2 separate regions of the Mus musculus genome follow, and region 2 is linked to region 1. Evidence: chromatin loops called from intact Hi-C (ENCODE). Cell type or tissue: gastrocnemius. All regions are shown on one strand. Each heading gives the region's core, and the rest is flanking DNA. Links, peaks and the distances in the headings are about the cores only.

Region 1 (12,144 bases), core at 3,145-11,144:
GCTGCACACCTGTCCCACTGCTATGCCAGGTGCACAATGCTTCCCAATAACACATTAAGATGTAAGTATTCTCCTTGATCAAATATCGGTGCAATGCACGAGACGGCCTTAAAAAAGTACATTTACACAAAAATGGCATCTGGGAATCAGGGGGAACCTTGAAAAGGACATGTGCTTCCCAAATTCCAGAGACTTCTTCAACTTCTCTATGCCTAAGGCAAAGGGGAAAGAATTAACAGCAATATTTTGTGAAAGCTAAATGTATTTGATCTATCTTGAAATTATAAATATCAGAAGGATGTTTATGTTTGTCAGCATGAATGATACAGCTTAGGTTCAAAGCACCAATATGAATAGAAAAGGGTTGTCGATTTTTACATAGTCATCCAAACATTCCTTCTGTGACTTTGAGTCTCTTATCTTCTTACCTGATAGTGGTGGTGTATGGAAGAATGGGAGGAGAGATTGCAGGCCCTAAAGGGGATAGGAACTCCACAGGAAGATGAACAGAGTCAAATAACCTGGATCCTTGGGCTCTCAGATTCTGAACCACCAACCTAAGAACATACATGGGCTGGACTGGCCCTAGTTCCCCTACACATGTGTAGCAGATGTGCAGCTTGGTCTTCATGTGGGTCCCAAACAACCGGACTGCGGGCTATCCCAAAAGCTGTTGTGTGTCTGGGGGGTACGTTCTTCTAGCTGCATTGTGTGGCCTCAGTGAGAGATGAAGTGTCAGGGTTGGGAAATACCCAGGGAGCCCCCACCCACTCAGAGGAGAAGGAGAAGGAGTGGAGGAGGGATTGTGGGAGGAGATGACTGGGAGGAGACAAAGAAAGGGATACAAAGTGAACAAGTAAAAAACTTTAAAAAAAAATTTGCTAAAAGGCAACTGCTAGAGAGACCTGGACCTGCCATGAGCAAATGAATTGATGTTGAAATTCTCCCTCCACAATGTGGGGAAGGGAATGTTTATGCTGCTCTGACCTCTAAAGTTCTACAAAGGACAAACTTAGTTACATCTCTTGCTGGTGATGGTGCAAAGGTTGGTGAAGATTGGACCACCATGGAAGAAAGCCACCATGACAGGTATACTCAAAGACCACACCGGCCAAGAGCAGGATGGAGAGCAATTCCCTCAGAGCATCCATGGGTGCAGCAAGGCCACCAGGACTAGGCTGGGAAGTAACCCCAAAGCCATCTTAGAAATGACTACTGAAATACACCCACTCCTCAACCTCCTCTAGGAGAATCTGGGTGATAAATTAAGGATTGCTCTTAATACAATGGGATAAGTAGTATTCAAAGCTTCAGAAATGTCTCCCAAGAGAAAGTACGTGAATCTACAGCCTCTTGAGTAAGGGTTCCTGAACAGGTTTAGTGTCTATAGAAGAACATAGCCCCCCCGTGTCTGGTCTTCATTGCCAGTCCCTCCCTGTGTTTATATTAGTCTGCTGCTGTGATATCTTGGTTAGTCGGTTCACTTCCGTTGCCTGGTTTTCCCACCTGTAAGATAAGCTCATAGGTTCTTTGGTGCCCTGTGTCTCTACAATCACTTGCTCTTACATCTGAAGACCTTGAGAGATTCTTTTGGGGTGGTCCTCAGAGCAAATAATCCTTAGACTTGACCTGAACCTACAGAAGAATCATGCCCCAACCAACTAGAAATTCAACAGGCATAATCTCCAGTTTTGTTGGTCACTTCTTGGATGCTCTGGAGGAATAGAAAGCGGGCCACATAAAAGGGTGAGGGAGTGTGCCTGTCTGTTCCCAAGCTTTCACTAGCCCTGACCGTAGTCAAGAGCAGACATTTTGGTTGACCTTCAATAGAAATAAGAACAGGGCACTAAGCAGATGCCAGCCCTGGCACACAGCGGCGGTGCTCAGCTTCCAGGGACTGTGTGTTCCCGACACCTCCTGGGCTCACTCAGACACAAAGTGGCTGCCCTGCTTTCAAAAGCAAGCAAGCTCCACTGTCTAGAAAGGGGATACATTGCTTCTGTTACACAGGACAGGACCTCACCTAAGACGAATAAGCAGTAATTAGATCATGAAATCTAGTAGACGATACTCTACAAATGCCGACACAGCCCTAGCTGGACTCTCATCGAAAGTGAGAACCTGCCTACCATCTGTGCCCAGAGTGCCCAGCCCTCCTGGTTGTGTAACTGTAGATTCCAGACGTGCGTAACCTTGTCTCCTCATAGCTTATGCCCCAGGCTCTGAATGTGTCTCATCCTGAGCCAGGCCTCGGTGCTATGTCATGTGAACTAGTATATTTCCCTCTGAGGAGGCCAGTATGCATTTCTCTTTGCAGAAGAAAGGCAATACAGGATGCGTCTGAGTCCAGAAAGCACAGTGCCGAAAGCAGAGCCTTCTCCCTGAGCCTGGACCTGGCAGATGCTGAGTTCTGAGTTCTTATTTAACAAACAAATCTCCCGAGGCACAGAAGTTTGAGTCCCTGTTCCCAGTTGGTGGCACTGTTTGGCTAGGTTTAGGGGGTGTGGCCAGGATGGAGGAAGTACAGGGAGGTACAGGGAGGCAGGCTTTGCAGTTTCCAGTCTGTGTTCCCAGTTCACCTACTCAGCTTCCTGCTCACAGTTGAAAACGTGAGCTCTCAGCTCTCACTTCTAGCTGTAGCCACCATGTCTGCTACCTGCTCCCATGCTGTCTCTGCCTTTAGGAACCCTAACCCTCTGGAACCACAAGCCCAAATAAATGCTTCCTTCTGTAAGTTGTCTTATCCATGGTATTTTATCACAGCAAGAGAATAGCAGTTAATGCACAAAGCTTTTGTCAATACAATTTTATTTTTCAAAACCTAAAATAATGATTCTTTAATATGCGCGCGCACACTACACACATACACACATCACTTGAGGGACATCTTGAAAATGCAATATTCCTCCCACGTGAGTACTGCAATTGCCATTATAAAATTCCACAGGCTGGTTTTGTTTTGTTTTGTTTTGTCTTTTGGGTGTTTTGGGTTGTTTGTTTGTTTGTTTGTTTGTTTTTGAGACAAGGTTTCTCTGTGTAGCCCTGGCTGTCCTGGAACTCACTCTGTAGACCAGGCTAGCCTCGAACTCGGAAATCTGCCTGCCTCTGCCTCCCAAGTGCTGGGATTAAAGGTGTATGGCACCACTGCCTGGCTTCCACAGGCTGTTTTAAATGTCAAAATTTTGTTTTCCTATAGCTATGGAGGTTGTGCTCAAAGATCGGTCAAAGTTCGGTTTCTTCTGTCAGCTCTTAGGCTGTCTCCTCCTGTATCCACATAACAGCTTTCCATATATCTGTGCACTGATCCCTTCTGAAAAGAACACCAACCACACTAGATTAGATTCTACCTTAACAGTCCCATTTTAACTTAATCACTTTATCTTGAAGAAACATTTTTAGTTAAATTATTTTATTTATTTACATTACAAATGTTGCCTCCTTCCCCATCCCTCTCCCAGAGTCCTTCACCCCAACCCCTTTGCCTCTGAAAGGGTCCTCCCCCATACCTCCACCAACCCCCTCACATGCACCCATCTCACCCTACCCCCAGCATCCCCCTTCCCTGGGGTGTCAAGTCTCTACAGGATTAGGGGCATCCTCTCTCACTAACTGAGGCCAGACAAGGCAGTCCTCTGCTACATATGTGCCAGGGGCCACACACCAGCCCATGTATGCTCTTTGGTTGGTGACTTAGTCTCTGGGAGCTCTGAGGGGTCCATTTAGTTGATATTGTTGATCTTCCAATGGGGTTGCCATCCCCTTCCGCTCCTTCAATCTTTCCCCTAACTCTTCCATAGGGGCCCTGGACCTCAGTCCAACGGATGGCTGTAAGTATCAGCATTTCAGTTAGCTGCTAGGAGAGTCTCTCGGTGGATAGTCATGCTAGGCTCCTGTCTGAGAGCACAACGTGGCATCAGTAATAGTGTCGGGGTTTGGTGCCCGAGCATGGGATGAGTCCCAAGTTGGGCAGGTCACTGGATCGTCTTTTCCTTCAGACTCTGCTCCATTTCGTCCCAATTCTGTATCAAAAATTTTGAAGATGGGTGGGTGGCTCCATCTCTTCACTGGGAGCCATATCTATCTGCTGGAGGTGGTCTCTTCGGGTTCTATCTCCCCATTGTTAGGTATTTTTGCTAAGGTCATCCCCACTGAGTTCTGGGAGATCCTCAAATCCCAGATCTCTGGGACTTTCTAGAGGTTTCCCCCGCCTCTAATCCCCCAAAGCTGCACATTTTCATTCATTCTCCTGCCTCTCTGGGCTTCTCTCCTGTCTCCCCCCTGTACCTGATCCTTCCCCCCCCCCTTCTTCCCTCTTCCTCCCCTCTTCCATCCAGGTCCCTCCCTCACATGATTATTTTGTTCCCCCTTCCAAGTGGGATTGAAGTATCCACACTTGGGCCTTCCTTCTTTTTAAACTTAATACAGTCTATGAGTTGTATCATGGGTAATCTGTACTTTTCAGCTAATATCCACATATTGGTGAGTACATGCATGTCCTTTTGGGTTTGGGTTATCTCGCTCAGGATGATATTTTCTAGTTCTATCCATTTGCCGGCAAAATTCATGATGTCCTAGTTTTTGATAGCTGAGTAGTATTCCATTGTGTAAATGAGCCACATTTTCTGTATCCATTCTTCTGTTGAGGGACATCTGGGTTGTTTCCAGCTTCTGGCTCTTATGAATAAAGGCCCTATGAACATAGTGGATCGCATGTCCTTGTTATATTTTGGAGTATCAATTGGGATTATGCCCAGGAGTGGTATAGTTGGGTCTTCAGGTAGAACTATTTCCAATTTTCTGAGGAAGTACCACATTAAAGCTGTACTATAGAGCAATGAAAACTGCATGGTATTGGTACAGAGACATATAAGTCTATCAATGGAATAGAATCAAAAAACTCAGAAATAAAACCACACACCTATGAACACTTGATCTTTGACAAAGAAGCCAAATCATACAGTGGGGGGGGGGGGGGAGAAAGCATCTTCAACAGATATTACTGACCTATCTGGTGGTCTGCATGTAAAAGAATGCAAACCGATCCATTCTTATGTCTTTGTACAAAGTTCAAATCCAAGTAGATCAAAGACCTCAACTTAATACCAGATACACTGAATCTAATGAAAGAGAAAGTGGGAAATAGTCTTGAATACATTGGCACAGGGGAAATTTTCCTAAACAGAACATCAATGGCTTAGGCTCTAAGATCAACAATTAACAAATGGGACCTCATGGAACTGAAAAGCTTCTGTAAGGCAAAGGGCATAGTCAATAGAAAAAAAAAAATGACAAACTACAGATTGGGAAAAAAGTCTTCGCTAACCCTACATCCAATAGAGGGCTAATAATCAAAAATATATAAAGAACTCAAGAAGTTAGACTCCAAAAAAGAAACAAAAAACAAGTAACCCAATCGAAAAATGGGGTACAGAGTTAAACAGATAATTCTCAACAGAGGAATCTCGAATGGCTGATATGCAATTAAAGAAATATTCAGTGTCCTTAGTCATCAGAGAAATGCAAGTCAAAACGACCCTGAGATTCCACCTCACACCAATCAAAATGGCTAAGATCAAAAACTCATGCTGGTGAGGATGTGGAGAAAGAGGAACACTCCTCCATTGTTGGTGGGATTGCAAGCTGGTACAACCACTGTAGAAATCAGTCTGGAGGTTCCTCAGAAAATAGGAAATAGTTCTACCTGAAGACTCATTTTTTTTTTAATGTGAATGTGTGCATGAAGTATCTGCAGAGGCCAGAAGAGGGCGTGAGGTCTCCTGGAGCTGGAGTTACAAGCAGCTGTGAGCTGTCCAGTGTGGGTGCTGGGAATCAAACCTAGGTCATCTATACCAGCAGTAAGTGCTCTTAACTGCTAAACTGTCTCGAGTGTGTGTGTGTGTGTGTGTGTGTGTGTGTGTGTGTGTGTGTGTGTGTGGTGTGCATATATAATGTGTTCTTTTAGTTCTTTGAGAATTTCACATGTTTGCAATGTATCTCAATCATATTTATCGCCCTACTTCCCTTTCCAGCTCCTCCCAGATCTCCTTCAATGTCCCCTCTGTAGCTTCATTTCCTCTTTATTCTAAGTAACTTGTGAATGCAATTAGAGCTGCCTATGTCCTTGTGTGCCGAGGGCCAACCTCTGGAGCATGGTCGACCTACCAGAGGCTACACCTCTAAAGAAAACTGATTCTAGCTCAAGATGCAGGCTTGTGTAGCCCTCTTCATCCGTCATGGAATGCTGCTGACTGGCTTGATCTTGCACAGGCTTGGGCAGGCGGCCATAGTTTCTGTGAGATTACAAGTGCAGTGGTCTTGTCATGTCCAGGGGACAGTTTTACCCCAGTCCTTCCTGACTTCTCTTCCACCATGTTTCCTGAGCCGTGTGTGTGTGTGTGTGTGTGTGTGTGTGTGTGTGTGTGTGTGTGTGTGTTTGTGTATGTCGGGGGCAGGAGGGATGATAGTGATAAAGCATCAAACTGCCTTCTAAGCACATATCTCTATACATATAGATTATGTGGCTCTCTAGTATCATCTACATAGTGGAGAATGATTGATACAGAGATTCACAAATGGTCAAAGTGTGGAGAACACGCAGTGGGGTGAGTGCTCAGTGGGGTGAGTGCTCAGTGGAGTCCTCAGTGGGGTGCTCATTAGGGTGCTCTTAATTGCCTTTTTTTAAAGACCTTATTTCCCAAGTGATCACATTTTGGGCAAGTGGGGTAAAAACTTCAGTATATGAGGTTTAAGGAGATACAGTCCAGGCTGTGACATCTTCAGGCACCGTCTACCTTAATTCAGTCCATCTGTAATAAAGCCATAGATCTTGCAGATTTTCTTTTCAATTGTTTTCTACCAGCCCCTGGGAGCCTAGCTCCACAGGACAGTGTGCAATGAATGGTTAGTGAAGCTCTCCCAACAGACTCTCCCTACTATCCTTCCTACCCCTCATTTGTGGGTCTCCCCAGTCCCAAGTGGAGAGGATGGTTCCTCCTCTTACAATTTCAAACTATATCCAGCATGTTTAGTCACATTTTTGGCATACGCAAGAACTGATAAACCCAAACTTCATTGAGAGAACGTATAATCTGGTTCTGAATTCAGGTCTCAGTGACAAAGAGAATGAGACTAGGAAAAACGTGAACGAAATAAAAGAAACTACGTTTCCGATCCTTTTTGAGGGTGAGGCCTCCCTGCCTATAGGGGAAGCCAGAGATCCTTTGAGAGGAAGTGACCAAGAAGGGTCCTGAGAAAACAGAAATCTCTGTGAGCTTTCTCACAATGCCTTCTACACCTCCCTGGCATGAACAGCCAGGAATCGGAACGCAGCATCCTTGGCTATTGGCCAGCATCCCATCAAGCACACAGCCAGCAGTGAGTCGCCCTCCAGCTCCAGCCAGAGGGACTAGTTCTTGGAGCCTGCGCAGGAATTCGAGAAAACACCTTCCCTGGTGACTCCACAGATCCTGCCCTTCCAGATTGGCTGCAGACTGCCAAGGCCGCACTTTTTCCAGCTGGCAGGCACCCAAACGCAGAAGCAAATCACCCACCCCAAAGGCATCCTTCACCCTGCAAGGTTTTGAACAGAAGCAGCGAATGCATCAGGATTTTAAAGGCACCGCTCATTGTGGATGTTCACGACGTGATGAAGTCTCGAACCTTCTACTTCTTTCCTCCGTTGTCTGGCTTATCTCTCCACCCCACGGGATTCTTCCAACTGCACCATTGACTCGAATGAGAATATTTTTATATGGAACTCTAGAAATACAGAAACAACAATCATTTCTGATTTCAGGCTTGGCCTGGTTTGATCAGATTAAAAGAAAAATATTTACAGTGTTTTTGATAAGGACAATCAGAAGCAAAACCCAAAACAAGCCAAACACTATTTCTGATTAAAAAACATGAAATATTAAGATGTGCCCCATGATAAAATTTAGTGCCTGTACCAAGAGGTCTTCTCTAAGAGGCTTCTGTTTCCCCATGCAATCAGTGTCCGCATGAGATAAGGACAAAAAATAAAAATAAAAATAAAAAACAGAAGAAGAAAAATATTTCACAGATTTTTTTTTCTCAAGATTGTGTTGGAAAAATTCCAAACTTCCCTACCTATGGAGTGCCACTGACAAAGTTGGCTTAGCCAGTGAGAGAATCCTCTTCAAGGTTATCGGGATTTTATAAACCCCAGACAATAGCAGGGCACATAAATACGACTGACTTTTGAGAGGCTCCTGTGATTTGCTTTCACTGAGACACAGTGCCTCAGAAAACCATCTTAAAGGACAGACAAAGGGCGCAGCGCGAGGAATAACCAGGATTTGGAGAACTTACCAGGCCTGTGCAAGGCCGTGGCTCCAAACTGGCTACACACCCATAAGAAAATAACAGAAAACAGAAAGCTGTAGAACGGTCTCATGGGCTTTGTCCCTTCTCAGCTGACCCTGTGCTTTGTGGTCTCGGGTTCAACAGTACATGTGCTGGAGAGCACGGGGTTGGATGGAGATGCTCCTCAGAGAGTGTCAGCAAGCAAAGGCAGAGAGAGGGATAGGCTAGATCCTCTGATGGATCCCTTTGTAAATCTGGAAAAACCGAGAATCGCCATGAAGAGATTTTAATGATGGATTGTCCCGATCAGGCTGGTCTGTAGGCATGCCTGTGAGGGTTTGTCTTAATTAGCTTGATTGATGTGGATAGACCCAGTCTGAGAGTGGATGGCCCGTTTCCTGGTTTGGGGCCTTGGACTATATAAGCATGGAGATGCACACGTGCCTTTCTCTGTGCTCCTGACTGATGGTATGGGACCAGTGGCTTCCGGTTCCTATAGTGATGGACTGTAACCTGCAGTTGTCAGCCAAATGAACCCCTTCCAGACTAAGCTATGTTTTCGTCAGTGTGCTTTAATCATTGACACGTCTCCAAAGACCTAACTTGCTCTCACTAGACACCTCCTCTTAAATTCACCACCATCTCCTAATACGATTACAGGGAGCTAACCAATCTCTAGACCCTTTTCAAGCCATAACAGATGCCAACTTGTAACCCTGGGTTACCCTTTCTGCCAAGGTAGGCATCTGATATGTGAACATTTGCCCGCATCAAAGTAGTCTCAAACTTAAAGTTGCAAGCCAAGCAAACAGAAAACAAAGAAAAAACAAACAAAAACTCTAAAAGCCATGAATAAGATTTTTCCCCCACATGGAGCACAGGAAATCATAAATCAACACTTTTACCAAATACACCAGTGCGGACCTCAGGATCTCAAGTTACTTCAAAGTGGAGATGTCTTGACTGTTGGTTTCAAGTACTTTCAGACATCCTTGGGGTCTTAGTTCTTTCTACATTTGAAGGCTGTGATGGTTTGTTTGTATATGCTTGGCCCAGGGAATGACACTATTAGGAGGTATGACCTTGTTGAAGTAGGTGTGCCACTGTGGATATGGGCTTTAAGACCCTCATCCAAGCTGCCTAGAAGCAGCCTTCAGATGAAGACGCACAACTCTTAGCTTCTACAACATGTCTGCCTGGACACTGCCATTCTCCCACCTTAAAGCTAATGGACTGAACCTCTGAACCTGTAAGCCAGCCCCAATTAAACATTGCCCATATAAGAGTTGCTTTGATCATAGTGTCTGTTCACAGCAGTAAAACCCTAACTAAGACCAAGGCAGTGTGAGGGTGTGATGTCTGGAGCAACAGTAGCCATCTTGTAATCATGAGGAGATAAGCATGAAATGAAAACATACCACTTTACACCCGGTGAAGTCAAAGGGTAGGAACCCCAGAATCCTCTAACCATAGACTAGTCTGAGAGTCACCTGAATCCAGACTTCTTGTCAAGTGGACAATGACATCTTGTCACCTAACCAATGGTTCTGAAACTGGGGCTCCTGGGACAGCATCAGCAGTACCTGGGAATTTGCTAGAGATCCTAGTCCTTAGACCCCACCCCCATCATCCTGAACTGGAGACCCTGAGGCGGGAGACAGCCATGTTGGCATCCCCAACCCTCTAACCGGTCCTGACACAAGCTGATGTTTGAGTACCACTCACATAAGCTGTCGTTTTTTATGTAGTTTTCAGCATGGAGGACCCCTGAATAACAGAAGAAATTGTGTCAGGTCTTGGTAATTGTGATCTGTCTATCACTTACTGTATTGAATTTTCTTCTAACAATACTCATCATTGTGTTCGTGCAAGATCATCCTCACTACACCGAAATAGTCAAAGAAAATGCATTGTATTTGCTTCTGTAATGGACACTCTATTTTTACCACACCCACCTGTGTGTCTGTGTGAAACTTGCTGGCCTTTCCTGACTTCCTTCTGTATTAGTAAGGGTTCTCTAGAGTCACAGAACTTAGGGAATGTCTCTCTATATTAAGGGAAATTGTTGGTATGACTTACAGGCTGCAGTCCAACTAACACAGCACTGGTCAGCTGTGAATGGAAAGTCCAAGAATCTAGTAGTTGCTCAGTCCCACGAGGCTAGGTGTTTCATCTGGTCTTCTGAATAAGCTGGAATGCTAAAGAAGTAGCTTCCAACAGATGTGTGGGCAAGTAAGTGCAAGCAGATTCCAATGTCTTTATGAATGTAGGCCTCCAGCAGAAGGTGTGGCCAAGATTATACCACCATGCCTGGACCTAAACTGTTCTTTACTTGGAACTTGCTCTGTCCCAGGCTGGCCTTGAACTTAGAGATCAGCTTGCCTCAGTTTCCTGGGATTAAAGATGTGTATCACCTTGCCTAGGCCTAAGCTTTTCATGGCTACTCTGCTTCAAGACCTGGATCAAAAGCCTGTCTGTGTCTTCCAGCCCCAAGATCTGGATCACAGGTGTATGCTCCATTTCTGGACTGTAGTTCATTCCAGATACAATCTATTTGGAATAGCCATCATACTTCCTGAGGGATGAAAGACTTATAAGACCATGGATCTCATAAGAATTAAGCAGACAAAAGCATGGTGTAGAGAAGGGAGCTAGACTTGACCTTAGTTCACACAAGCAAGCAATAACTGTCAACAGGAACAGGACGAGAAGAGCCAGCTGGACATCAGCCCAGGGATAGCAAGGGCATTTCATCTCATTTCTAAATGACTCGGATGGCATCTCCACTCCGGGGAAGAACTAGAGTTCTAAAAATAGAATTCTCTTTACTATAAAATTATCTTGACCTATGCTAGTCCATTTGTCCCTGTGGCAAATTTTTCAGCTAGTTTTCCTAGTCTGCAATGTTAAAAACTGCATATTCACATACCATTCTATGAGTCCTAGTCTGTCATGTGCTGCTGTTTTGTGTTTGTTTTCCAAAGGAAAAAACAATACAGCTAAGGCGGCCGACAATGCTAAAAATCGATGCGCCCTGCACTGGGGAGCGTTGTAGCCCTGTGCTAGCCCTCTCGAAATCTCATTCTCTGCATCCACTGACAAACTATTTAATCTCAGTCACAAGCTCATGGGCAGGAGTGAACAATGAAAGCTAGTCTTCAGATCACCCACTGTGACTCAAACGTATTGATCCTGTCATGTGTCACAGCCCTTCTATATCTGGACATTGTAGGCTACAGGGATTTATTTTTAATGCATATGTACTCTCCTTCCTTATGGGGAGCTTTTATTTTTCCTCTGTTTGAAGGTGAGGATGAGAACCCATAAAGATAAAATTTTCCAACCATGCTCATTAGGGGATATGAGGCAAGCAGACTTTTACATTCACCGTGGTTATTAAACTTAGCCACATTAACAAATTAAAGCAGCCTTTGTAATGTCACTGATCAAAAGCAAAACTACTTTCATTCCCAATAATAAACAACAGCGGGCACTCATCACAGTCACCTGAGGCTGAGCCATCTGGCTACCTGAAGACAAGAGCCCAGACCTTCGAGCCCAGACCTTCAACAGCGCAGCCTGGAATCCGGTGATTCCATGATACCTCTGCCGAAGTCAAGCTGTGAGCACCACGAACCCTTGGAAGAATCATGCAGCCAAGGCCCAGCCCAGAGCAAAATCATTCAAGCCCTCTGCTGTCAAAACTCACAACAAAAGACTGCTGCTACCTTGTCACAGCCAACTCTGCTATCAAGAAGGAACATGCTCTCATGTGCTATGCTGTCCGTGTGGATATTTTTGCAAAAAGGAGCAAGAGAG
Region 2 (13,091 bases), core at 2,945-10,944, 140 kb after region 1:
TGAAGACCACGTGGGGAGAGTTGGAAAATGCTGTCCACTACCTTGGGATATCCAGTGAAGCCCAATAGGTTGGCAAACAAGTTTATTCTCTGAGATCTGATGGTGAAAATGAGAAGTTGATTGGCTGGAGACACTTCATCTGCTGCTCCTGTGCCGATCCCAAGAGACAGCAAAGAGGACTTCATCGTCTCCTGGTAGCCACCTCTACCAGTGTATTTCTGCAGCCTGATATTTAGAACTCTCAATATGGCCAAATGAGTTACGCCTCTGTCTGTAAATTGCAGGTTAGAGAGCTTTTAGACTAAGATTGTTATATGAATGACCAAATATTATTTTTAAAAGCTCCATCTCAAGAGAATGCAGCCCTGCTGACACCTTGATTAAGCCGGGAAGGCTCATTCCGAACCTCTAGCACCCAGTACTATATGGTAATAAATTTATGTAGCTCTAAAAAAATTGAAAGTATATACATTTGACCCTCAGTATCCGAGAAGGAATGCTTCTAGAATGCTAAGACCTGAGATGCTCACATCCCTCCGGTGTAAAATGGTGCATCCTTTGAATATGACCCACAAACATCCTTTAGGCCATCTCTAGATTACTTGCCACACCTGACACAGGGTCAGTGCTATGGAAACAGTTGTCACTCTGAGCTCTTCAGGGTCTGATGACACACATAAATAATACAAGTATGTTTGGGACAGGCACAGTTCTTTTTTTCCCCAAATGGTTCATAATTGGTTGAATCTGAGGATATAGAACCCACAGATATGGAGGTTTAATTACATAGACAATCGTCAGCTAGTGAGTTCCCCAGGGACCCGTAACTTCCAGGGTTGGTATACATATATCATACCTGCCCTTCAGGTTGACACTGGCCCCCCTCCCTTAAGCACTGTAATACCGTGGTGTTAGCTGAGTCACCTCCTGACCTGTGTCTTAAGCAGACCTGTTATGCCTACATTTTTGCTGTTAGCGGCCCTGACCTACCATGGTAAGTTCAGCTCTGCTGCTCGGAAATGATTTCAAGATGACAGGAAGGCAGGCAGAGGCTGCTGGGAGAACAGAAAACCCAGAGCCATGACCCCAGTCAAAGCATGTGGAAGGGTCCAGCCCCCACAGGCCTCATAGACAGGATGTGAGTTGTCCAGGCTATATACCCTTCTGAACCCTTGAGTTTCAGGAAGAAAGCAAATAAACTTCGGGAGTAGTTTACCTGGCCCCATATGACCTTCCAGCTTAAGTCTTCTAAGTCCTGTGTATGAGGTCTTCACTAACAAGGTCTTACCTTCAAGGAACATGATTTAAAAAAAAAATAGTGACAAGATAGTGATTGAGAGAAGATACAAAGGCAGCGCTTTCTGCACAGATAGTGTGGAGATGTTGGGTTCTACGTGACTTTTGCTGAAGAGAGGCCTCACCACAGGAAGGGCACAGCTACACAGGGTTACATGAGATCCACCCAGCCTTACTTCATGTCACCCCCATCCTTGCCCAACTGTAGAGAGACTATATTATGTCTATATGGATGTATCACCTGTCAATAATAAATCTGATGGCCTATAGCTAAGGCAGGAAATAGGAGGTGGGACATGTGGGAGGCAGAAAGGATCCTGGGATTGTTCCAGGCAGGAGATTAGCCTGGGAAGATGGGACAAGACAGACACATGGTACCTGAGCACAGGTCAACATCCATGTGACAGAATGTAGATTAAAATAAATGGGCTATAGATTAAAATAAATGGGTTGTTTTAAGTTATGATCTAGTCTAGCTATATGGCTAAGGTATTCGTAACTATATTTTGAGTCTGAATCTTATTTCTGGGAGCATGGGGCTGAGAGGAAGAACACAAAACAGCCTGATGAATTGGTGGACATCAAAATAATGGCCTCAATAAAAATGAACTCCAGCCAGGTGGTGGTGCTGCACGCCTTTTATCCCAGCACTTGGGAGGCAGAGGCAGGCAAATTTCTGAGTTCGAGGTCAGCCTGGTCTACAAAGTGAGTTCCAGGGCAGCCAGGGCTACAATAGCGAAACCCTGTCTCAGAAAAAAAAAAAAAAAAGAAAAAACTCCATCCATTGAGTGTTCAATGCACCTACAGCAGACTCCTATGTGGAAGGAGGTTTGATATAGCCCCATTCCTGAGAGAGTCGTGCAGTGGAGTGGACACACAGGGGTCAGTCATTCTCACTAGAAGAGATACTTGTCCTGCATGGGAATTGCCTTTCGCACCTGCACCACTCCTGCCTGCCAGGTTCAAGATTTCGGATTCTGAGAACTTCTCATTAGTCAGCAGAGAGCTTCACACTATCTTGATTCAAGCCTGTGAAATCATTTGTATCAGACAGGGGCGTGGCAAGTTCAGGACACAGAATTCACCAGCCTTGCCAAGATGCTTAGCAGTGCCCTGACAGGACAGTTGGATAGCCTCTTGGCAATGGGGGTGGAGAAGCAGCTGAGGCAGAGTATTTTGTATCAACTATCTTACAGCTGGTCACAATAGCAAAGACTAAAAGCCGGAGTCGTTGTACAGCATGCAGATCAGGCAGGGGAAGGCAGAAACGATACATAGCTAGTTCCACCTGAGCATCTACAGAAACAAAGACTGGCCCTGTTGACTGGTGCTCTCCTCACTAGATAGGAGTGCTTGTGAGTTGAGCATTAAGGGGGTTGTCTTTCATCCCCATAAATTCGACAACCAGAAAGTGGGCCTCAGAGCACCGAGCCACTTCCTGCTGTCCATGATAAAATCCAGGAGCCACATGTGGACCGTCCAGTCACTGACAAATACTGCCTGTGGAAAGAATCATGCTTGTTCCTGTGATGCTAAGATTCTAATGGTCTCATGCTTAGGTTAGGAACAAGTGTCCAGCAGCAGCTGCCTCAGACACTGAGGGGTTGCCCACCAGTCTGGGATCACCCATCAGCCATCTGCAGGAAAAAAAAGACCCCCCAAGACAAGAGTCCTGCATCTTCAACAATGTCCAGTTCCTCTGAATAAAGTTGCCTTTCTCTCCCCAATGTCTTATCTCTAGAGTGAGCTGGCCTTCTGTGCATGGGGAATTCAGACTTGGGCCTGGTAACATTGTGGGTATATCAAGCCCATGGTTCCCCCCACGCACACTATGCTAGGGTCTATTATTACCTGTTATGTTTTATGGTCTGCCTTGCTATCTTCCTATTTAAATTAGAAGATTAAAAAAAAGATAGAAAGAATATAATAAGGCTTACAGTGGAATACTACCACCTAGACATGGATTAAATGATAAATAATGCATTTCTACTTTGGACAGGGTGTATGAGGTATGGTTGCATCACGGTAGAACATTAAGTGTGAGCTAAGAAGGTGCATGGCCGTGAAGTTAATAGAGCAGACTGTGTAATTTTACATTATTTCTGCCTGTCTCCTGGAATTCCCAGGGCTCTGAGATTGACATTGCAATCACTGAACTTTGACGGCACCAGGTTGTTCTCCATAATGTGGGTCAGCCTTATGCAACCAGCTGAAGGCCTTAACTAAGCCCGGAGATTGGCATCTCTAAGGAGGAGAGAAGTCTCCCACAGACCTTGTCAATGTCATTGAGTCCCTGAATCTCAGATTTTCCCAGCCAGCACTGTCACACGAGCCACTTAAGTCCTCTATGGTGAATTAGTTAATGAAATGCTGTGCTGTTGGCTGTGTTTCTCTGGAGAACTATGGCAAGAACTGACCAGCATCTGAAACAGCTGCACAAACATGTGCCCAGGAACTGGTCCATCTAGCCCAAACCAGCCTGCTCTCCACCCCACCTCTGCAGCTAACATATGCCTTTCCGCACTCCTTGTGAGTTCTGTACTAGCTCGCTGCGCCAGTGGCCTTCCTCTGATCCCCAAAACCCTCCTTCCCATGCCTGTCCATCTCTTCCCACAACCATGCATGGTTTTGTTCCTTTAATAACTCTCAAGCTCTATAAAACTCACAATAGTCCTGCTTTCTTTCCTGTACCGTGACTGATACAGCACCACACGTGTGTGTGCGCACATGTGCACACACACACACACACACACACACACACACACACAAAATGTGCCTATAGAATAAAGACCAATATTGTCAAACAGTTCTTGTTTCTTATCTCACTCGTCCATGTATTGTTCACTGAGGATCTATCCCCGAGTGCTGACTGTGCCCAGGTGCCTAAGAGAACACCAGGAATTGTCACTGGGACCTAGAACCGTGGCCTTTGCCGGTGAGGGGGGGGGGGCATTAAGCTCAATATAAAAACTTTTTGAAGATGAAGGGCACGTAGCACAGAACGTCCATTCCATTCAAGATAGCAAGATAGCCAGTTCACACATCCTACTTACCGTGGACACTGGGGAGCTGGGCTCCAAACTAAATATCCATCAGGTTCTCTTTCATGTCTGCCTATCATATAGTATAATGAATATAACATGACTCCTATATTATCCCTGTGAGATTCTTAGATCCTATATTCTGGGATAGCTATGAATTCTGACAGGGTAATAATAGTCTCAGAATAGTAACAAAAAAGGCATAGCATTGGGGTTTATTGCTTACCATATGCAAAGCAATTTTCATGAGCTGTTTTGTAATCTTCCTGCAATGCTGAAAGCCATAGCTTGCCATCTCTACTGTATGGATAAAACACTGAAATTCAGCGAGTTCTGCCACCTCTCTCAAACCTCTCAGTAACTAACCGTAAGATGCTGACATCTTTGTGGCCTCAGAGACCACGGGTTTGGTATGGTTTGGTTTCTTTTCTGCTATTACACTTTGAGTGGCAGTATTATCATAACACAATTAACAAGATTATTTATTACACAGTTACCTATAATAAAAGCTTAATTTAAAATTTTTCAGATAAGATTTTGAACGTATTTTCCATTGTCCACATGCATGTGGTGTATGTGTGTGTTGCACGTGTGTGTGCACATACACGTGTGTACGTGTAAGCTTCCATGTGGAGTCCCACGGTTGAATACTCCTGCATGCCTCTTCCACCTTACTCAGTGAGGCAGGATCTCTCAAATCAAACTCAGAGTTTGCTGATATTGCTAGTATTGCCAGCCAGCTTGCTGGAATTGGGGGGAGCGTTCCCTCGATCTCCAGCTTACAGGGCTGGAATCACAAGTGATGCCCCACACCCAAGTGGTGTTTCCATGGATTCCAAGAATCCTAACTCTGGTCCTGATGCTTGCAAAGCAAGCAGTTTAACCACTGAGCCATGTCCCCAGCACCTGCACATACATTACTGACTCCATTAACATACGAACTGCAACGTCATCTGTTCGAATCACTCCAGTGTACTTGATATTCTCATTTAATCTTCACACGAGCCCCATATGAGGTGTTAATCTTTTTCTTTTTTTTTTCTTTTTCTTTTCTTTTTTTTTTTTTTTTTTTTTAATAGGAAAATCAGAGAGCCTAGGAAAGAGTCCACGTTGGGAGTGAGACTCTCGCCGATGCCCATGCTCTACCTCCCATGCTCTTGCTCCCTCTCCCACTCTGGCTGGGGGAAAGGATGCTTCCTGCGTTTCACAGAATCTGCTCTTTCTTTCCCTTCTGCGTGCCAACATCATTTGCTGTTGTTTCTCTCTGTCTGCCGTCCTCAGTAAATGGCATCTTGTTTATCTCATGACAGTCTCCGTTTTCAGTCCCACTGAAAGATCTGGAAGGTTCTTTTCGTTGGTAAATTTCCAGAGGAACAGTCAGTGGAAGAAAGAAAACTTATCAGAGTACGGAAGCTGCGAAGGGACAAACTGCTTCTACCCATTGCCGCTCATACGTCAGACATGGCTTCCCCTTTGCTCACTCACACTCTCCCTCCTAACCTGAGGACTCTGCTTCCAACCAAGACTCAGACCCACTGAGGATTTCATTTCGCCCTCAACTGCAGCTGACTCTGGCCATCGGGGATAATTGTTGACAACTAGGTAGACACCCTGTCTCTTCTACAATCAAAGGGAAAGATGGCCGTGACTTTGTGACAGAAACCTGGGGATAAAGTCTGACTCCTATGATTCAGTTCACCACCACCCTCAGCTCCAAAGCAAAAAATAAAATTAAATAAATAAAATAAACTCGAAGGGAAGAGAAGTGGTTTTGAACTCATTACAGGGAAAGAACATATGATTCACGATAAGGAGAAACATCCACAGAAACTCACAGTGGGACTAAACAGCTAACGTTTATGAAAGGCTCCATCTGTGCCTAGAGAGCCATGTGCGCTTTTCAACTGCCCTGCCAGACAGACACGGTCATTTCCATATTTTACAGAGAATGACTGCCAGGAAGAAAGTCTGAGTTTATGAACATTTCCAACTCAAAGGAGCAAGCTTTTCCCATCATACTTTACAGCATTTATGTATAAAATTATGCAAATTTCTCTTCAACTCTCTGAAAATGAAGTTGTATGAAAGATAATAAAATCTTCAAAGGGGGGGGCTTGAGAGCCTGCTGAAGCCTCTACGAACTGCCCCTCTTCTCTCGTGGTTCTTATTCCAAGTACCGCTGGGCTTAAGCCTCAGGAAAACTTGTTTTTGAAACTCAAATCAATAACAAAAGCAAACAAGAAAAAAATTTTTTTCATCTCATCTTTAAAAAAAAAAAACAACTTAGAAATGTTCCAGCCCTACAGTCCCAGAAGCTGAGTCCCATCTCACTTAGTCATGGGAGAAGCCCTGTGCCCTGCTGAGGAAGGGAGAAGCCCTGTGCCCTGCTGAGGAAGGGAGAAGCCCTGTGCCCTGCTGAGGAAGGGAGAAGCCCTGTGCCCTGCTGAGGAAGGGCTTCTTCCTCCCGGTAGTGGGTTTCGGCTCTTCTCACCAAAGATACCGTCCCTTCTCCTCACCCATGGGAGGCAAACCAGGCCAGAGTCTCCTAACCCACCCCAGGTTTTGAGTGAAGTTCAAAAAAAAGAGAACAACTAAGGAAGCTTATCCTGGAGACAATGTGCCACTGTTGTTCCTGATCACTGGCATGCTCTCTCTCCCTCTCTCCCTCTCTCTCTCTCTCTCTCTGTCTCTCTCTGTCTCTCTCTCTCTCTCTCTCTCTCTCTCTCTCTCTCACTCTTGCTTTCTCTTACACTCTCTGGCTCATTCTCTCTCTCGCTCACTCTCGCTCTCATTCCCTTCCTCTCCTTCCTCCCCATCCTCAAGGATCCAGCCTGAACACTCATCCTGTCCATCTGAGGTCATATCACATGGTTGCTGGATCCACTGTGGTTCCGTGGACCCTCCATGAGCACGGCGCAGGGCACAGCGGACTCACTGCATTGCCATAGGTTCGGGTTCTTTTGCATGGAAGAGGAGAGCCGGTGGCTGCTAAGCCGGCTGAGAGCTACCAGTGGCAGAAGTTACCTGTAGGTCAAGGTTTACTGGTAGAGCAAAGAAAAGGATAAAAGAAAGGGGTCATAAAGCTTAGCAGATCAGTGCACCATGTAAAATCAGAGCTGATAGCACATCCAAGGACCCAAAGGTTTACCAGAACTCCAAATTCTGATAAGCAGAAGAGAACTGAGATTGATGGAAACGTCTCCCAAAGCTTGGAGGCAGAGGTGGGTAGCGTTGAAATAGAACCATGTCAGAAACACAATGATTCTTGTTAAGATGTGAAGGGGGGGGGGGCATTGTAACTGATCCCTAAAGATGTAGGGTGTGTGAACACAAATCATGAACATCTTTTGCGTGAACATCTTTCGATCGCATAAATACATCAGTTTCAGTCCTAGAATCTTTCTACACAATATTCTGCTTTGCCTACAGCGCTGTCTGGAAAGCTAAGGATTTCTACATTAATGGGATGGACAAGCTAGCTTAGAAAAACAGTCCTTCAGCGGGAGAGGGGGATGGGGGGGAGGATAAGGGGTGGGGGTGGGAAGTAGGGAATCTAAGCAGAGAGTTAAGGAGCAAAGAAAATGTGTGCGTTTTTGTTTTGTTTTAAGAATAAGAGACTGGTGGTGTCTTAGTTACTTCTCTATTGCTGTGTCAAAACCCTATGACCAAAGCAGCTTATTTAAAAAAGAAAAGAGCATTTAATTGTGTTTACAGTTTCAGAGCATTGGAGTCCATGGCGGCAGAGAAAGGGGAATGGTAGAGAACTCACATCGGGCTCCCCACTGGGGAATCTAGGAATGGCTCAACTCTTTTGAAACCTTAAAGCCCACCCCAAATGACTCACCACCTCTGACCAGGTTACACCTCCTAATCCTTCCCAAACAGTTCCACCAGCTGGGGACCAAGTAGCCAAACACCTGAGCCTGTGGAGGGCTCAAATCATCACAGGTAGTTTGAATGAGATGCCTCCCCCCCCCCATAGTCTCAAGGACAGGAACATGTGCTCCTCGGACGGTGGGGTGGGGTGGGGTGGGGAGGCTTAGGAGGTATGGCTGTGCTGGAACAAGTATGCCACTGGAGGGAGACTTTAAGAGCTCAGCTTTGTTCCCTCTGTGGTTTGCTTGAAGTTCAAGGTATGAGTCGGCAGCATCCAGGGCCTGCCACCATCCTTGCTGTTTGCTGGCACACTTCACCACCATAACAAACTCTAAGGCCAGATAAACCCTTTCTTCTATAAGTTGTATTAGTGGTGGTGTCTTATTAGAACAATAGAAAATTAACACAGGGGGCAGGAGAGATGGCTCAGAGGTTAAGAGCACTGACTGCTCTTCCAGAGGTCCTAAGTTCAAATCTCAGCAACCACATGGTGGCTCACAACCATCTGTAATGGGATCTGATGCCCTCTTCTGGTATGTCTGAAGAGAGCAATGGTATACTCATATACATAAAATAAATAAATGAATCTTTAAAAAAAGAAAGAAAAGAAAAAAGAAAAGGAACACAGAAGGTCTTAGGGCCTAGGCTGTAGAGTTGGGTCATTATTTGGTGACACCAACCAGAAAACAAGGGATGTGAAGGCTGGGCCACAGCTCTCAAAGGTCAGCCCCCAGTGACTCTGGGCCAAGGGCCATGTCTCAAAGATCCCCAAGTCTTCTAAGACTTCTCTGGAAACAAACACAGGGGTCTGTCAAGACAGTTCAAGTTCGAACCTTGTAAACACAGGAAGTCATGGGTCATCCTTCACCTGAGAAATTAACAACTCTGCAGAAATACTGCGCCACCCAGAGCAGGGAAAAAATAGAGTTCTTTAATAAAGGAAATATATAACTCTACATACAAAGTGCTCAGAGGTGACAGCTTCGTGTGACGCTTGAGACTCTGAAAAGGTTAGCACACATGGCAGGCAGGTCCTTGTCAGTCAGCTGTTGGAGCTGTGGGGGCTAAGAGGGCAGCAGGCTGTCTTCTGAGCTGGTGGGTGTGCTTTCTCTCAGGTCTACTTTACAGTGCTCTTTGCTCTCTCCTGTCCTGCTTAGTGACCAGTTCTGCCCCGGAACCTTCCAGACCCTTTCCCCTGAGGGCTCCTAGTAGAGAGTTTAACTCTCTTACTGTTCTGCTGTTGAATTTTTCTCTGAAACTAAGACTTTAAGTAAGGCCTTAAGCAACCAGAGAAGGATATTTAAGACTCATGCGTAATTTTGAGAGAACATCGTGTGTCTGTATACATGAGCATTCAAGAGTGCCCGCTGAAACCAGAGCTTAGATCTTGAGTCAAAAAAGAAAACAAAGAACAAAACACCTTTACTGTTTCCAGATTTCCAGAACCTCAAAGCATCTCTGTATATGTGATAAATTAAGCTTTTTTTTGTTGTTGTTTTCTTTTGGTTTTTTGGTTTTTGGTTTTTGGTTATTTTTCTGTTTGTTTGTTTTGTTTTTCGAGACAGGGTTTCTCTGTGTGGCCCTGGCTGTCCTGGAACTCACTTTGTAGACCAGGCTGGCCTCGAACTCAGAAATCCACCTGCCTCTGCCTCCCTAATGCTGGGATTAAAGGCATGCACCACCACACCCAGGTTAAATTAAGCATCTTACAGCAAGATTTTCCTTAATGGGGTTGGACAGAAGGCTCAGCGGTTAAGAGCACTGACTACTCTTCCAGAGGTCCTGAGTTCAATTCCCAGCAACCACATGGTGGCTCACAACCATCTGTAATGGGATCTGGTGCCCTTCTCTGGAGTGTCTGAAGACAGCAACAGTATACACACACATATAAAATAAATAAATCTTTTTTAAAAAGATTGTCCTGAATTAATCTGGTGTCCCTCAATCCAGAGAGATGTCATTATGAACCAGAGGCAGAAGTTTTAGACTGACAGAAGAAACCACAGACCAGAAGGCATCCAAACCAGACGTTAAAAAATGAGAGTGATGTAGTCACAGCCCAGTGATGGTGTCCCAGTGACCAGAAGCCAGGGCAGGAAATGAACAAAATACTTCCTGGACAGGAGAGAAAATAAATGGAATACTTCCTTGAGCTTATAGAGGGAGCAACTTTGGTACCTTGATTTCAGACTTTGAACCTCCCGACAGTCAGAAGGCATTTCTTACATTTCTGTTGTTTTAAGCCTCTCAGTCTCTGATAGAATTTTTTAACAGAAGGCTGAGAGAGCCATCAGTGAAGGAAAGAGAAAAGCTAAGAGTGGAGAGGTCAGGCCTCTCCCTGAGGTGGGCTAGGAACGTGGGGCTTTTAAGAAACCCAAGTGCATCCTTTCTTGTTAGTTTGAACTCACTAGCTTTCTCTCCTACACCCGAGAAGATTTGAATGTCAAAGCAACACAGGCCCCAAGAGCATAAACATCAGCTCATGTGTTCTGTGAGAACAGCCTGGAAGCCAATATTCATCTGGGTGAAGAGTCCCATCATTTTTTTTCTCTTCATTTAAAAACTAATTTAAAAAGAAAAAAGAAAAAGAAAGAAGCAAACCGTGGATTCTAACTAGTGCTCCGCTTTCCTATGACATCATCCCACTTCTAGCTTTTCAGCACAACATCAGCAATGAAAACTGGCTTCCTATCAGTGTCCCTGGCCAATTTCCAGCCTTCGGGGAAATGGTGCACAAAATAATAGCTTTGTTGACATGAAAAGAGAGAGAGGGAGGAGAGCAGAACGTTCGGAACATGAAGTTAACAAGGTGAGGCTCCGCGTCCTGCCGGAAACAATGGCCAATTTACATTCCTGGTTCCTGGGGCAGAGACTGCCCAGCCAGTTTGCAGTTCTGAGTGATGTCTAAGATGCACACAGCACTCCACAGTTCATAAAGTGCTTCCCCACCATCCTTTCTGTTGCTGCGATGAAACACACAACCAGCTTGGAAGGAGAAAGGACTTATTCAGCTTACAGGTTACACCCATCGTCCAAAGAAGCAGGAACACTACTTTCTGGTGTGGTCGCCCATGGCTGGCTCAACCTACTTTAGTAAGCTACCCAGGACCACCTGCCCATGGGGTGGCACCGCCCACAGAGGGCTGGCCCCTCCCACATCCGTCTTTAATCAAGGAAATGCCGCACAGACTTGTCCCCAGGCCCATCTGATGAAGGTAACTCTTCACTTGAGGTGCACTCTTCCCAGGTGACTGTCATTTGTGGCAAGTGGAGAGAAAAAAAAAAAAAAAAAAAAAAAACGAACCTGCGCTACCATCTACTTTCTCGTACACTGACTTCTTCCTCCGCCCCCTTACTATAGATTAGGGCAGCACAGTAGCTCACTCATTATAGGCGAGAAAGCAGGCTCTGTAGAGCTGAGAGATTCTTCTAGGAGAAACAGCTAGTGACTGTAAAACAAGACCCCATTGCCTTACAAAGCAGGGTGAAGTTGAGCCTTGCTTCCTTTGCCCTCCAAAAGTCAGACATGAGGGCTTTGCACCCACTGGATTCTCTCTTGTGTCCCTAAACAGAGGCTTGGATAGAGTTATCTTTTAATTCTGTGGTTTGAATATGAAATGTCCCCCATGGGCTCTTGGGTTAAAGCCTAGGTTCCCAGCTGGTGCCATGCTGGAAGGTTCTGGAAACCTCAGCCCAGGAGCTGCAGCAAGGAATTAGCAGGTGCTTCAGTCTGAATGAGAAATGTCCTCCAGGGGCACATGTGTTGGAACACTTGGTCTCCAGTGGGTTCAGTGTTTGGGGGAGGTTATGGAACCCTAAGGAAGTACAGCCTTGCTGGAGGAAGCCCGTTCCTGGGGGGGAGGGCTTTGAGGGTTCATAGCTTTGCCCGTTTCCTGCTTGCTCTCTCTGCTTTCTGTATGCAGCTAATATGTGATCTCTTGGCTTCCTGCTCCAGCTGCCTGCCGCCATGCCTCCCCAGGCATTATGGACATCTTAACCCTCCAGAGCCATAAGCCAAAGTATACATTTTTTTTCCTTAAGTGTTTTTGGGTCGTGGTATTTTACCACAGCAACAACAGAATTTTTTTTAAAAAAGTAATGAATACAGGAGAATTCCCCAATATGAAAAATGGGTCTTCTGATTTGCCATCCCCAGCTAGGATTCTGAGACTGAGTTGTGTCCACTCCTATCATCCAGACTCCAGATTCCCCAAATTGTCATAGTTTAAGAAATGGTCTCCTATGTATTGGAAATACTGCCATGTCAAGCTCAATTGGGAAAGGGCAGGCTGGATTAAATGGTACCCTAGAAAGAGCAAGAAGGCTTGCCACAGGAAACCCAGTGCAACTTTAGACAGCACTGAAACTGTTAAATGTATCCTACCAGATGTAGTTGCAACTTTAGATTCACTCTTTAGGAGAGCATACAAAGTAACAGGTTTCATCATGGCATCTTCCCCCATGTGGGCCCCCAACTTCTGCTTTCTTAGTTCATCCACTTCTTCACCCTCTCTGTTGTAACAGAGATTTTTCAATCGACCCATGCTTGATCCTTTTCTCCGAAGCCCAGAGCTTTTCAGTGCAGCCACAGATCTGACCTGGGTCATGTCACTGAAGAGACATCAGAGACATTGATGTGGGATGAGGAGGGGGCAGCCGGTTGCTTCAGATCCACGGAGATCCACTTGTGATAAACGAAGGTTTGGTACCATCTCTAATGATGTCCCAACTTCAAGCACAAGGCCACCTGAGTGGGACAGGAGAGATGCAGAGTCTCCTTTAGAACAAAGACCTGCAAAGGAGGCTGCCAGCCTCATCCTCCCGGTGAATTCAGCCAGACGTTGCTGGAAGTGAGAGCAAAGGGATTCATACTAGCTA

What was found. Peaks named below come from ENCODE experiments on the same cell type or tissue, not always from the same donor. Only the 100,000 strongest peaks of a DNase experiment are listed, where the experiment ranks them.
Region 2: a loop joins it to region 1, with 2.6 times the contacts of the local background. A loop is called at or near these places in 3 of 42 quality-filtered maps.

The regions. Positions count from the first base shown.
Region 1 is chr16:89,606,468-89,618,611 of GRCm38, forward strand. No RefSeq gene overlaps it. Among named protein-coding and RNA genes, the nearest start is that of Krtap11-1, 41 kb to the left of the region's middle. In gastrocnemius, for the core only: no CTCF peak of the experiment used is centred there; DNase peaks (open chromatin) are centred at 7,475 and 11,048; H3K27ac peaks cover 952 bases.
Region 2 is chr16:89,751,351-89,764,441 of GRCm38, forward strand. No RefSeq gene overlaps it. Among named protein-coding and RNA genes, the nearest start is that of Gm52239, 36 kb to the right of the region's middle. In gastrocnemius, for the core only: no CTCF peak of the experiment used is centred there; a DNase peak (open chromatin) is centred at 6,218.